Regions from separate parts of the Homo sapiens genome. Here region 1 is linked to region 2. A link is a loop called in an ENCODE intact Hi-C map of the cell type or tissue named here. Cell type or tissue: B cell. All regions are shown on one strand.

Evidence for each region. Peaks named below come from ENCODE experiments on the same cell type or tissue, not always from the same donor. Only the 100,000 strongest peaks of a DNase experiment are listed, where the experiment ranks them.
Region 1: it touches region 2 in a loop (4-fold over the local background); 10 of 110 quality-filtered maps call a loop at or near these places.

The regions. Positions count from the first base shown.
Region 1 is chr15:50,141,111-50,149,110 of GRCh38, forward strand. It overlaps a transcript of ATP8B4 not described here. Among named protein-coding and RNA genes, the nearest start is that of ATP8B4, 26 kb to the left of the region's middle. In B cell, CTCF peaks have their summits at 4,481 (motif pointing left) and 4,682; a DNase peak (open chromatin) is centred at 4,471.
Region 2 is chr15:49,141,678-49,149,677 of GRCh38, forward strand. It overlaps COPS2 (COP9 signalosome subunit 2), which reads right to left. Exons shown (of 13, transcript NM_004236.4): 2 at 3,288-3,401; 3 at 2,550-2,627. Among named protein-coding and RNA genes, the nearest start is that of COPS2, 9.9 kb to the right of the region's middle. In B cell, a CTCF peak has its summit at 4,499 (motif pointing left); a DNase peak (open chromatin) is centred at 4,534; H3K27ac peaks cover 936 bases.

The sequences.
Region 1 (8,000 bases), 1.0 Mb after region 2:
CCCCTTTTCTTAAGTCTGACTCCATCTGCCCCAACCCTTGGGACATTCCCTTTCCAAGACCAGCCACAGAAAGAGCGGCGACCTCCTTTTCCTCTTCCTGTTTGGCTGCCCCTACAGATAAGCTCAAGGGCTCTTTTCCTTTTAAGTGATGCTAACTGATTAATACCACCAAGAATAGGGAAACCAAAACAAAACAAACTTAGAGGTGAAAGTTTCCAGACTCTCCAAGGCCTTATCACCATGATCCTGGGCCATGGTTTTTGATTCCTATTGGAGAAAGAGTAAGGCAAAAAGTTTGGGTAGAAATTCTCAGTAATGGGCTGAGAGGACCTCACAGGCAATCAGGGCAGGGTTCTTAGAAATACAATCCAATTATTCATTCATAATACTTATTGAGCGTCTCTTAAGTAACAGGCATTTCACTCACCAAGAGACTGATAAGGACAAAATCTTTCCCCTCAAAAAGCTCACGATCTTCCATGAGAGGAAGATATGTAAACAGGTGATTTATACACACATTGTGTGAGAACTTGTGAAGGAGCCGCACTGTGCATATGTGGCTATTTAATTTTAAATTTATTAAAATTAAATAAGAGTACAGAAAATGGGTGAATTTTATGGCATGTAAATTATACCCCAATAAAGTTGTTTTAAAGAGTTAAAATTTTTTAAAAGTGAAATAAAATTAAGAATTCCTTTCCTCAACCACACTAGCTGGGTTTCCAGTGGCTGCCATATTGGACAGCACACACAACATATTTCCCTGAACACAGAAAGTCTGCACAGCACTGTGAGAGAGGTGTTGCGGTAAGCCAGAGGAGGGAGCAACTTCTCTGCTTGAGGAGGGCACATAAGGCTTCACATATGGCATGTCTGAGGGGCTCTTGAAAGACGAATACGAGTTTTTCCTAAAATGTAAAAACTGAGGTAGGGAAAGAGGAAGTGGACAGAATGTACAAAGGCAGAGAAGTTGCATGGTGTGTTCAGGGAATGCTGAGAAATATAACTAGAAACACTGGTTGTGTGGGACTCAGGAGTGAGTTATGATGCTGAAGAAGTAGGTCCCGAACAGGAGCCATGGGGCAGCTCTGGATGCCGAAGGAAAGCAGCTTTTATCCCTGATGGCAAGGAAGCCAACAGTGATGTTCACTTGTTTTTATGTTCATTTTTTATGAATAGACTTTTTATTGCAATATAATATACATACAGAAAAACACACAGAGCATCCAGGACACAACTCAGAGTTATCACGAAAGGTACCCAACTGTATAATCACCATCAAGGTCAAGAAACAACATGTCAGCACCTCAAAAGCCCACCCTGTCACGCCCCTTCCCACTCACCATCCACTTCCTCCTCCCCAAAGCAACTCTAGCCTAGATTTAACCCTACGGATCTGTTTTGTATTTTAATAGAGGTTTTTCAAGCAGGAAAACAACACGGCTATATTTCATTTTGAAGAACATCTTGGCAGCTCAGTGGAAGAGTCTGTGGTACAAAGAAATGGTGGTAGAAAGCAACGAGGAATGATAAAGATGGCTCTAGTTTAAGGTAGTAATGAAAAGAGGCTGATGTCCAGGGAATCTTAGTAATAAAAATCATAGCATTTACTGAGTCCTGGATACTTTCCAGGCACTGAAGTGTGGGCATGGCATAGATCTTAACATTCAATACCCCCATGCAATCCTCCAAAGTCAGTAGGCATGCAGGGAGGGAGAGGCAAAGCCAAGACTCAATTACGCACACATCTGCTTCCACCATCCATGGCCTTGACTGTTACTCTGCCTCTGTTTCTACTATCCTCCCTTTTGAGAAGAAACGAACTGTTTCAGGCTCTGACTATGTATAATGCATAGGAAGGAGTTAAGAATGAATTAAATGCTTAGCTTAGGAGAGAAGCTGAAGACCTGGAGATGCCAGGACCTTCCTTTGAGGATATCAACCTCATCAAAGCCCTCATTTCCCTTAAAGGCAAGAACTTTTCTTCTAAAAATAGAAATTGAAGAGCAAGTAATTCTAGTTGGCTGCCAAAACTGTGCCATCAGAGGCTTGATGTTGTATTATCTATTGCTGTGTAACAAATCACCCCCAACACTTAGTGGCTTAAAACAACAATATAGTGTCTGTGGGTCAGAAATTCAGGAGCAAGTTGATGGGCAGTTTTGGCTTGCTGCCTTCAGTCAGATACTAGTTGATTCTGCAGTCACCCAGGGGCTTGACTGGGGCTGGAGGAATCATTTTCTGAATGGCTCACTCACATGGTGGGCACATTGGTGCTGACTGTTGAGTAAAGACCTCAGCTTCTCTCCAAGTAGATCTCTCCATAAAGCTGCTTTAGTGTCCTCATAGCATGCAGCTGGCTCTCCTCAAAGTGAGTGATCCAAGACACTAAAGCAGAAACTACAAAGCTTTTGATAAGCTAACCTCAGAAGTAACATATTTTTACTTTCACAATATTCCATCAGTTATTGACTATACAGAGTCAGCCGTGATTCAGTGTGGTCATTTCACAGTGCATGAGTACCAGGCAGCATGAATCTCTGGAGGTCAACTTAGAGGCTAGGTGCCACAGTAGTAAAGGGTGGCTTTGTGCAAATCACAAGTGTTCTATGAAGCATTTCAAATGGAAACAGGGAGGGATGATTCTGCATTCCTGACAGATGGAACAGCGTGATTAAAGGTACCATGTTATATGCCCTCTGTCTGATTTGGCTAAAGTGAACTAATCATGAGTGAGGGGGAGAAAACCCAGAAAATACAGGCCTACGTTGTAGACTGCCTTGCATGTCTGAAAAGGGAACATCAACTTCACCTGTAGATAAATGGGAGCCACACATGCTATCTCAGTGAAAGGATGACATGTAAGGATCATAAAACATTAGAATGGAAGGGCTTTTTGAGACCAACTTCCTATCAATAGACTGTTTTCATGGTGCCCTGGAAGCTGAGCCAATTCAGGTCCCTTTGTTTTACCAAAGGAAACATACTAGGTCAGGGTTGTGCCTTAGGAAGGCAATCCTGGCCACAATGTGGAAAATCGATTTAGAGGAGGGAAGAATGGAAGCAGGGATGCCAAGTTGAAACCTTAGTCCATTTCCCAGTATGAAAAGCCTAAAGTATGATGATGGTGGTAGAAATGCAAAGGAGGGGAAGAGACGTGAAAAACATTCTGAGATAATTATATTGAACATGATAGACTTTTGCATTCACAGTGTATTAGTCCATTTTTCACACTGCTGTAAAGAAATACCTGAGACTGGGTAATTTGTAAAGAAAAGAGGTTTGATTGACTCACAGTTACGCATGGCTGGGGAGGCCTCAGGAAACTTACAATCATGGCAGAAGGCAAAGAGGAAGCAAGGCACATCTTACGTGGCAGCAGGAGAGAAGAGCAAAAAGGGAAAATGTCAAACACTTACAAAACCATCAGATCACATGAGACTCACTCACTATCTTGAGAACAGCATGGGGGCATTACCTCCCACCAAGTCCCTCCCTTGACACATGAGGATTACAATTCAAGATGAGATTTGGGTAGGGACACAGAGCCAAACTATATCACAAAGTTAAGGCATGTTTTCCTTCACTTCATCATGAAAGAATAACCTAATATGAGATGACATCATTTGCAATTACCCTTGTTTTTTTTTTTACATCTTTCTTCCTATCCACAGGGCCTACCTTTCCCTAACTATCAACTCATATCTATGATTTCCTTCAGCACCTTTTTCAAAGTTCACTTACTCCTGGAAGCCGTCACGGACTACTCTCAGCTGATCAGATCACTCCTGCCCTCTACACTTATGGAAGCAGTTGCTTCCATATCATATTACACTACTGAATATCGTAGAAAATATTTCGTTCTTAAAGCCTAGCTGAGCCATGAAAAGCAGTGACTGATATTAAATAGAACTTTTTGCAAGATCTATTGAGTTAACCAGGGGTATGGTATTACCTCTACAATCCCAGCTATATGTACCACATCCTAATCTGAGTTAAAATGAACCTTGATATTTAGTTTACTTTTTGGCTTTGACTACTTTTTACTTGTTTTAAAAATCAGGATAAAACAAAATTGAACAAAAAATAAAGAGGTAAAGTGCATTCAATAAAGAGATTTTAATTAACACTGGGCATAAAAATACATTTTACTGAATCTTAAGGGTTTTTTAACATTTGCTGTTTATAGTATCTTGTCTGATTTGAGAGGCTATCAAATCACAGATCAGTCATACATTGATTCAGGATCAGTCTCTTTCTTTTTTCAGTATATTACATTACTGAGGGATAAACTGGATTTAGAGTTAATTTTAAAAGTTAAATTGGTATTACCTGAAAAATGAATCCATTTAAAATATTTCTGCATTGGGTGGGAGTCTGTCCTAAACACACTCCACAGCTCATCATTCCATGTAGGTGCGTCACCCTATCCCAGAACACAAAGGAAACTTATTCTTGGAGTGTTACTGCCATCTAGTGGAAATTTTACTAAATGTGAATAAATTCTTAAGGCTAATTAGGCCCCCTACTCTCTTCACCGCCACTCTCACCATGTCTTTTTTTCTTTTTCCTTCCTTTCTTTCTTTCTTTCTTACTATCACAGGTGCACTCAGGTACACCAAGAAGAGAAAATGCTTGCTCAGTCATTGGGAACTTTTTTGAAAATTGGTGCTTTGTGCCCAGCAAGACAATATTTCTATTTGGCCAAAGCTACTTTGTCAGAAGATATATGAATATGTCCTAATTTTTGCAAAAAAAGAAATGCAGAAAGGATTAACCAGAAACTAATGGGATTGATTACCTAAAGCAAAAGGATGAAAATGAATGAGAAAGATGGAAAAAGATAGAACTCTTCTGATTATATTTTTATATAGTTTTTACTCTTGAACCACATAAATGTTTACTTTTTTTTTTTTTTTTGAGACGGAGTCTCACTCTGTTGCCCAGGCTGGAGTGCAGGAGCGCGATCTCGGGTCACTGCAACCTCTGCCCTCTGAGTTCAAGTGGTTCACCTACCTCAGCATCCCGAGTAGCTGGGATTACAGGCGTCTGCCACCGTGCCCAGCTAATTTTTTGTGTTTTTAGTAGAGACGGGGTTTCACCATCTTGGCCAGGCTGGTCTTGAACTCTGACCTCGTGATTCACCTGCCTTGGCCTCCCAAAGTGCCGGGATTACAGGCATGAGCCACCACGCCCGGCCTACATTTTCAAATATAAAATTTAGTCACCAGGCTGGGAGGACTGTTAAGTTGAACAGAAACAGAAACAAATCAACCTAAGCATGTATCATATAAAAAATGTAATTATTCAGAACAAGAAAAATAATTATTCCAAGTAACTTGTGAATGTGAAATTCTAACTGGCCACCCTCAGGGAATATTCTAAGGATAATAATTAAGAAAGCCTTGAACTTTACCTGGTAAGGTAAGTTTGTCTTTGGTAGTGGTATTGATGTAGTAATTCTGAAACTACTTTGCGTGTGTTTTAGAATTTCAAATAGATAAACATATTGATCTTGCTGGTGTTGCAGGACTTTTCCTTAGTTCAGCTAAAGACAGGGTCCTTTTCCGTCCCATGGTCACCAACATTTAGGCTCATAGATGGTTTGAAGCGTGAGTAAAGCAGGGTTGTATTGGGTAAAAGGGAAAAAAGGGGAAACAGGGATCCTCCTAAGGCCAGAGTCCCTGCTAGAGAACTTCCCACCCACAAGTTCCACACAGGAAGAGGAGGAGCCTTGAATCCCAGGTTCCACACAGGAAGAGGAACCCTTCTGCAAATGTTGTGAACTTCTGTGTCTCCACCCCAGTGTGCACTCTTCCCAGTGCACAAGCCAGTTGGAGTTTTTCCAGGGATCCTCTTCCCACTTGGCTGTCTCACTGGGAACCAGTTTTCCCATTATGGGAGGGTTGTTTTTTGTTTTTTAAAAGAGATATGGAGTAAAGGAAGAAGACGCAAACTCTTTGGTGTTGGGTTACGAAGTTAGAGGTATCAGTACAAATTCGAGGTCTTTAAAACTATGTATTAGCCAGGCACGGTGGCTCACGCCTGTAATCCCAGCACTTGGGGAGGTCAAGGTGGGCAGATCACCTGAGGTCAGGAGTTCAAGACCAGCCTGGGCAACATGGTAAAACCCTGCCTCTACTACAATTACAAGAATTAGTCGGGTGTGGTGCTGCATGCCTGTAATCCCAGCTACTCAGGAGGCTGAGGCATGAGAATCGCTTGAACTGGGGAGGCGGAGGTTGCAGTGAACAGAGATCACACCACTGCACTCCATCCTGGGTGACAGAGAGAAAGAGACACTGTCTCCAAAAAAAAAAAAAAAAAAAAAGTATATACTTCCTATTTTGTCCATTGAAAGAGCCTAGAAGCAATAACCCTCCTGCAGAAGGAGTATACCTGCACCCTGGCTTCCATGTCTAAACACCATAGTCAAAAGACAAAAGCAGGATCCCACGGAGAAATGGTTGATTCCAGGGCTGGGTCAAGGGAAGCACAAGGTGATCCTGGAACATCTTTTGTTTCAGAACATCAGAACATGCTCAAAAGCTGATCGGGACCTGCCAAAAGACACAGGAGCCAACCAAGATCAATGACACAAAAGAATATATAACATTGAATTTTTTGAAAATTGCTGAGTCTATACCCAACCTTTAAAGGAGGAAAAAAAGAAAAAGAAAAGATGCCAATGAATGCATGTGGAAGGAATGATAGAAACAGAAAATCACCCTCTCAGAACCACCATAGAAATAATAGATTCAGGCAAGGATCATCAAAGAGTGCCAAAATCATTCAGTGGGAAATTGGGGCGTAAAAGAATATTTATACAATCTAAAAGTATAACTCCATGCAATACATATTAATTACAAAGAAGAACTATATCTTTCCAATGCATCTAGCAGTTAGCATTTCTACTAAGTGATCCAACTTAATACGAGCAATAATGGGACAATCAGGCAGCAGATGCCTCCTGGTCTGACACACTGAGAAGGACAGAACACCACTTCTTTAGTGTTCCTGCCAAACTGCAAAACCTGAATCTAATCATGAGGAAACATCACATAAACCCAAGTTAAAGAACATTCAACAAAATACTGGCCTGGACTCCAAAAATGTTAATGTCAATTAAAGACCAAGGAAAAGCTGGGGAACTGCTCTTGATTAAAGGAAACATAAAAGACATAAATAATTATATTTAATATTAAATGCAATCTGTAATCTAGATTGGCTTTTGGATGGTTTACAAAAAAAAAGCTATAAGACATTGCAATGGGTTGAATGTGTCCCCTCCAAAATGTAGGTGTTGCCAATATGACAGTATTAAGAGGTGGGGCCTTTAAAAGGGGATTAGGCCATGAGAGCTCCTCCCTCATGAATGGGATTAAGGCCCTTACAAAAGAGGCTTCATGCAGTATGCATTCCTTGCCATTCCACCTTCTGCCACGTGAGGACACAGCATTCCTTTTCTTGGAGGCTACAGCCTTCACCAGATAACCAAACCTGCTAATGCAAAGGATCTTGGACTTTCTAGCCTCCAAAACTATGAAAAAATAAATTTCTGTTCTTTATAAATTACCCAGTCTAAGGTACTCTGTAATAGCAGCACAAAACAGGCTAACACAGATATTATTGAAGTAATTCGAAAACTGAATAAGAATTCATATTAGATAATAATATTAAATGTAATATTAGATAATAAAATTGTATCGACTTCAAGTTTCCCAAGTGTTATAATTCTGTTGTAGTTAGATTACAAAATTCTCTTGTTTTAAGTGATACGTACTGAAAGTATTTAGGAATAAAATGTTATATTGTCTACAACTATCTCTCAAATGGTTCAACATCATTTCATCCATAAGTACTTAGTATGTATCTCAAAAAGATAAGTATCCCTTTTAAAAATAACAATACATCATGCTATTTTTAAAGCTTCCCAGGTGATTCTCTTGTTCATCTATGAATCAATACTACAGAGATGATAAGCAGAACTAATCTCAGGG
Region 2 (8,000 bases):
TAGCTCCTACTCTGAGTCCAATCAGAAAACGAGAGGGGCAGGTACAGAAGCTGAAATCACTCTTGTGAACCATAACTTATTCACAGATGCTGCTACAGCAAACAAAAGGTAGATAAGGTAAACAAAATAACATAAAATGCAAAAAACCCTCTCCCTTCCTTCCCACTCTGCTCAAGGTAAAATGGCAAAACCAAGTCTTAAGGGTAGCACAGTGTTCAAATGGACTCGAAACCACTGCTAGTACGTTAAAATAGCAGATTTCTATAGGGACTCTTGGTATTATCTCAAATCACAGAACCTACGAGTTAAACATTCAGCCCCTAATGGCACTATAATTGTTTAATCACAAATTTCTGTCCCTTGAAACACTTGGTGCTTCTTCCACAGCCTTCTAAGTTATTAATCTGAATACAGTAAATGTTTGTGTTTAATATTCTTGCAAACAGAAAATGGAAAGAAAGCATGGGGCTCTGGGCAACATAGAAATGTTTTGAGAGTATCAAAGCAGTAGGAGTAGAAAGGGTAAATATAATGTAGATAATTTTCATTCTTTAACTAGATTTAAGTGCAATATACAATATACTTAATAACATTTAACATGTTTTGAATTGTTCTGATGTATTTTGGGGAAGAAATGAACAAAGACATTTTGTCAACAGCTTCTGTAGGAGATGCCATGGAGTGCCCCTCCTATTAAAGGTGAGATAAACCATACCAGAGTGACAGTACCTCAAAAAGAAGAGGTACAAGATTAGTAGAAGTTAACCTGGATACAAGTACTAGTCAGACGGGATAGAGAAGCTAATGGAGAGGTGGAGGAAACATATCATATGGGAAATACAAAAACAGGGGAAAAAGAAAGTGGTAACATATCAGCTATTCTTCAATTTGCCATAGTTCCTGAACCTTCCAACTGCTTCACTCCCTGCTCATCTGAGCTTCAACTTCATCTTTCTCTCAAAAGTTCTTCTCCTTTAGTGATCTAAGATTCATGTTTGTACCTAGTCCTATCATCTCCTGATCCTTTTTCCCTCCGCTTCTACCCTGTATTCTTTACCAGTTTAAAGAAACCGAGGAATGACATTTTGAGTATAATGTCATAATTCCAGTTTCTCTAGAATAAGTTATGAGTTCATTCAATAAAATATTTGAGCACCAACCAAATGACAGTCACCATTATAGGTTCTAAGATTATAACAACGAATAACACAAAGTCCTGCTCTCATGGAGCTTACAATTTACTTGGGGGGAGGGGTGGGGTGAAGAGGAGCAATAAATAATAGATCACATGGTGACATATGCAAAGAAAAAGAGCAAAGAAGAAATTTAAGTGACGATGGGAAGAATGCTATTTTATATCAGGTGGTCATGGGAAGGCCATCCTGATAAGTGGTGCCATTGAGCAGAGACCTGAATCAAATGAAGAAAAAATCCATATGGTTATCAGAGAAGAGCTTCTGAGGCAGAGGAAACAGCAGGTGCAAGCCTTTACACAGGATTGTGCTTGGGATGACTTGAGGAACAGCAAGAAGGCCAGTGATGGAGCAAATAAAAACAGCAGCAAAGGATGAGCTTACATAGGGATCTGTAGGTCATGGTAAGAATTTTGGATTTTACTAAGGGAGATGGGGACCACTAGAAGATATGGAGCAAAAGAATGGCATAATCTGACTTACATTTTAAAAGGATCACTCTGCTACTTGTGGAAAACTGTAGCAGGGTAAGGATGAAAGTAAGGAGACCAGTTAAGAGGCTATCTCAATAATCCAGGTAAGAAATCATGGTGCCTTGGACCAGAGTAGCAGAGGTAGAAATGGTAAGCACAGTCATACTGGATGTAAAGCCATGTGGATTTGCCAATGGATTATTTGTGGGGTAATAGACAATGAGAAGAGTTAAGCATAATGCTAACGTTTTGGCCCTAGTCAATGGAAGAGAAACTCTTTATAATAAACAGGAGAATTTTAAAACTCCAAAGTAAACACTAATCCTTTGTGGAAAAGTCAATCTATTAATAATGCAGCCCTGGCAGGGTGCGGTGGCTCACGCCTGTAATCCTAGCACTTTGGGAGGCCAAGGCAGGCAGATCACGAGGTCAGGAGATCGAGACCATCCTGGCTAACATGGTGAAAGCCCGTCTCTTCTAAAAACACAAAAAATTAGCTGGGCATGGTGGCATGTGCCTGTAGTTCCAGCTACTCAGGAGGCTGAGGCAGGAGAATCACTTGAACCCAGGAGGCAGAGGTTGCAGTGAACCAAGATTGCACCATTGCACTCCAGCCTGGGTGACAGAGCGGGGGAAAAAAAAAAAAGGCAAATACTGTAAATGCATCTAAAAGAGTAAGTTTTCTTAAATAGAAAACTTCTGTATCCTATGAAGAATTTGTTTTTTTTACTTAGTATTACTATAGTCCCAACTGCAGAGCAGACTAAATATAAAAACACATCCAAAGAAGTACTTTAGAAAAGAAGATATAATAGTACTTTGTCGTGATGAGGTTTTTACCTACAAAATTTATTAGTTTAATTCCCCTCAAAACAAATCTTACCAACTTGAAGTTAATCTTAATCATTTGTTTCAGTGCTTTAAATCCCCATTCTCCTTTTTCACCTTCAAGTTCCAAAACCTAAAAAGAGGAAGAAATTTTTAGTTTATCTTAATATTAACACATTATTTTCTAATGATGCCCAATGTGTAAGTATTGAATTAATTTTATACTATATGCATAAAAAACATTTCCCCAAGGATACCACCATTTCTCAATGTCATTTTTCAGTCTTTAAAAAAAACAAGTTGTAAGATGCCTACATAAGGATAAGCAAGCTTAAAGTTCCTTCATCAGCAAAATAAAGAGCCACTTCTTGATTATTATATAGTTTCTGAAATATTTTTTCCCCTGAATAACCAACCTATGGTAAAAATAATCCGTAAGTGTATCAGTAAGTCAAGAAATCAAGCTATTCATAATAATGAAACCACAACTGTATGATTTACCCCTAAAAGAAACAAGATTGCAGTGATAATACCTACTGACCATCATGTTGGTGGTTCTTCTGCCAGAACCATCCTAGTTTTTCAGGACAATGGCCCTGCTCCATAGACAGCTTGATTGGAAAAAACATCAGGATAACCGTTTTGAAACACTTGCTTGTGCTGCCTAATGCTAACTGATAGGATAATTAAGTATTCAAAACACATTTCTGAGATAAAATCACCTGGGACTTATTTGTTCTAGCATATCATTAAAAAAATTAACACATAGAATCAAATGGAAAAGAATATAAACCTTTTGGAAACTGCTTAATGCCGCTTTTGGGTCATCTTCTTTTAATGCTTTGGAATTATAGTACTGATTTTCCAAATCCACATTTGGCTCGGAGTTACTATCTTCAGAGTATTCCTGTGTTGGAAAGAAAGAAATATTAAAAGAAAAAAAGAAAAGAAACCCACACGTAGCAACGTAAAAAGTGAATGCTGTTAAGACAGAAAAACCACATATTTTTACAAAACAAAACAACCTTGAATACATACGTAAAATGCCACTGATATTCAACTGTTATATAAAACCAGGGGTTGAAGAGAGGAGGAAGGAGGAGTCAAAATCAAGTGTATAGCAGAATATAATCATTACTTTCTTTCAGATGAAAGCTAAAATTTCTATAGAATCAACATAAAAGAAGAATGCAACCTAATATTGGTTAATGACCCCAATTCTGTAGTTGCTAAGCTTTCGTTAGTCATGAAATCTGAGGGAAACCTAACGTAGATGTGTTCTAATTATTAATCTTTGGTTCTGTAATCTAATTTTTCTATTCCCCAAGTCTAAATTTCATTATTGTAACACGGTTTAAAACCAGCTAGGATGGTAATCTACACATGGCAAAGTCATCTAGCACTAAATATAATTATGTTAATAAGAATACTTTCCTTATGTGCACTATACAACAGCTGTTTATACTAATGTTAACTTAATCAGCTTTATAACAAATCAAAATAAATAAAACAAAATGGATTTATATAATTTTATGAGACTTTCTATTACATGAGTTCAATTCTTAGTGGAAAAAAAACAAGGCAGAAGGGAAAACTGGAATAAAACAACTATTTTGTGGAGCAGTATAAACAAGAGTGTTACACAGTTCCAGGACATTCAACCTAATAATGAGGATTACAAAATACACATGGATTGGTATAATGGAAATTATTATCTTATGAGTCATAAGATATAGATTATTTCCTTCTCAGCTTTAAGTCATTACAAAGGGCAAGTTTATATCAAATTAAGAATAGTACCTGGAAACAAACACAAAAAGACAAGAATAGTTTTATAGTTATTTCTAAATCCAAATACAGGTAACAAATTTCTTTATGAGATATTTATGAAAAATTCTGTTACAGTCTCATAAAAGCATAGGAGTGAAGAAAGGTATGCTGTGTATAATAAGTTACTTGAAAGCTCAAAAATACATTAACACAAGATGAATTTTTCAATAATCAAGAGTGGCTTTGTAATGTGCGCCCTCTGGAGGATAATTCCTTCCTCGTGTGAAGACCTGAGTCTGTCAGTCTTACAGATTTAAGACCTGGAATTCCATTCTGTTTAACATATGAAAATCACTTGGAACACTTCTTTTAGGGACAAGATGAAACTAGGTAGTAAATAAGTTTCATAATTATTCATTTACTTCTTAACCCTTGTAATCTAGGCTTGACTACAAAGAAACTGATCAAGCTAAAAAAAAAGAGAAATTAGTAAAGAATGAATAAGCCAACCATACACAGAATGATGCTGTGACAGTGATGGCTTCAAACCTGGGTTTTGAAAGATAAATGGAAGTTTGCCCACTAGACAAAACAGGAGAGGATAAAGAGAATAGTACACGTAGTAACAGCATAAACAATGAAAGGTAACTATTTGTTGGAACATAAAAATCCTTATTGACTCTACCTTCAAAATAAATCTCAAATCTATCCACTCCCGAACCCCCTGCCTGCTACCACCCTACCCTACCCAACTACTTTCATCTCTCCACAAACTTTAGCAGCCTTCTCATTCTCCTTTTTAAGTTCTAATATCCTCATGGTTAAGCAGGTGAAATAATTTTCACAAAATGTAAATTATCTTATTCCTCTCCTCAAAAATGGTTCCTATTCCTCTTAAAATCGAGAGCAAAATCAGCAAAACTTGACTCCTGTGTCCAACCTTATCTCCTATCTAGTTCTCCCTCATTCACTTTGCTGCAGCCATCCTGGCCTTAACTCAACAAGTGCCAAATTCTCCCACTTTTATGTGCTATTTCTCTCTCTTTCCACCTCTACCTCTACCTCTCTTCATCTAGTTAACTACTGCTTATCATTTCAGATCTCAGCCTAAGGGTATTCTTTAGGGAAGACTTGGAGTAAAGAATCACAGCTATAAAACCTACTCTATGCCTTCGGAAATCAGCTCTTTTCTAATTGTTTTATTAAGTTGGAACAAATATAAACAGATTTACCATATATGATTTATCATACAATAACTAAAATAAAAACTTCACTTAACAGTGTTGAATAAGATAGAGGAATAGCTTGCTGAACCAGAAAATTACTTTTTTTTGCAACCCAAACCTTCAGAATGCAGCCTTGAACCTGGAAGTAAAATGAAAAGTATTTCTGATTTACATTGATCACAAAGTAAAAATTCAGAGTCCATTTATTTTTGGTTTCTTGGCTCAAAACAAATTAGAAAAAACAATTAGGTCAGGTTTCGAGAAGAGGAAAGTAGAAGCTGAAAGGTATACATGACAACAGTAGGACTAGTATTTTGGAGCTTCCCAGCAAATGAGAAACAGTATTTTAGAAAGGGAAGAGATTAACTTCAATTATCTGGAAATTACTGAACCAATTATAACATTGTTAAAAACAGGATCCTTGACATTTCCTGTCATATGTCACACAGTGTCTTGTCATTCAGTCACGGAATACTTATAATAAGAGTAGTTACCTGTAACTTCTGGGACCTGATAGATTTCAGATAGAGATTTCTAAACTTTAGATGTTACAACTCCAAAAAAAAAAAAAAAAAAAAAAATCACAATGACTGAGAAAAGATTTGATTCAGCCCTCTTCGTTTTGTGACTACATTCTTTTGGTTTTTCATATCATACGGATTAAGAAATGGCATGTATAATGTTTTTGCATAACTGCAATTCAACTCTTAAACAAATGTTATTGCTAAAATATATAAATACATGAGAATCGGCACAACTGATGTTCTACTGATTGACTACAAATAGACAGTTCCTTGTTATGATCTGCAACGCCATGTTCGTAGGCTTGAACCAGCCATCATGACATCACTAACCCATCATTTGCACCCCACTGAATCAATTATCACAAGCTGTGCACTACTGCAAATTATTCTTCAGTTATTACACAGGCATAATTTTTCAAACTCATGTTTTGAAGTCTTTGGAAGAACAATTCTATTGTTTAGGTGCTTCTACTATTTATACTCAAAAATCATGATCTTTAATATATGCCAGCAATTAATTATTGCTCACAGAAATCCAAATTAACAACCCTTCCCCTCAAGGTATTCATGGTCTATTAAGGAACAGATATGCAAACAAAACCGTAATATAATATAATATAATATAAGCAATAACAGACACACATACTAAGTCCACTGGCATCTCAAAAAGGAGTAATCAACTACTTCTGAGTTAGAGGAAGGAAAAAGATACCCAAGTCAGGTATAAAAGTATGAATAGGAATCGCCAGCAATGAGGAAGGGCAGCTGAAATAAAGCAATTAACATGCAAATGCAAGGAAGCTTGAAACAGTATGAATAGTTTGGGCTGAAGCACAGGATGTTATGTAAAGGGCTGATGAAAGATGAACTGGTATTGAACAGAGGAACAGGACAACAGAAGTCTTACAAGGAGATGAGATCCAATAAAGAGCCTCTAAAAGATTTTACAAGGAAATAGTCAGATTTGTGTTTCTGGAAGCAATGAAGAGCCCATTGGATAATCTTAAAAGTCTGGCCAGGAGCTGTGAAGGCCTGACTCCAAGAAGCAGAATAAGGAGAAAAGTTAGGGGACACAATAAATGATGGAATAAACACAGAAGATGTTAAACAATGTTAAGGATGTAAAATAAAAGTGCCCATATGGGCACAAGATAAAGGAAAATAAAGTTATCCATAATGACTATCAAAGGCTTGGTAACACATGATGCCATTACTCAGAATAGGAAATCTAGAAGTATTGAGTAAGTATTGCTAAACTGAATTAGTTACGTCAAATGAAAAAGAGATAATTTGTAAAAGTGTAAATGTTCTTTAACAGAAGAGAAAGTGAAATTTTAATTAGTATATAAAGAATGCTTTAAAAACAAATGAAGAGGTTAAGCAAATTATGAAAAATAATCAAGCACTTGTTTTACAAGAACAGTTGTAAAAGGGATTAAAAATAAAAAAACCCCCTAAAGTTCAATAATAGTTCCAACCTACTCATGTCCTGTTATTTCCCCCAAGCAATTTGTGATCCATCCACACAACCAAAATCTACTCTTTCTCAAACATGCCACACAATTTTAAATCTCTGCTTTGGCATAAACTGCTCTTTTTGCTAGAATTCTAAACCACTTTCCCTCCTAACAAACTTTCTGATTTTCTCCTAAGATACTCCCCTGCCCTAATACTGCTGGGAAATGTGTTCATCAACTCATCTTAGCATCACTCTTCTTAGCAAACTAAATTTTTTTTCTCAGTCATGCTTCCATATGACATGCATCTCTCTAACATAGAGCTTTGTATGTTAAAACAGTCCAAATTGTGAACTTCTCAGAAGCAGGAACTTTCTTATTCATCTGTGTATTCTGAGAGCCTGGGATATTACAAAACGCTTAGTGAGTGTTTGGTGAGTTAAAATAAAAGGTGGATAAACATTCCAAAATAACACAACACAGAGCAGCCAGGGTCAATTTTGACTATATCTGGAATGTCGCTACTGCT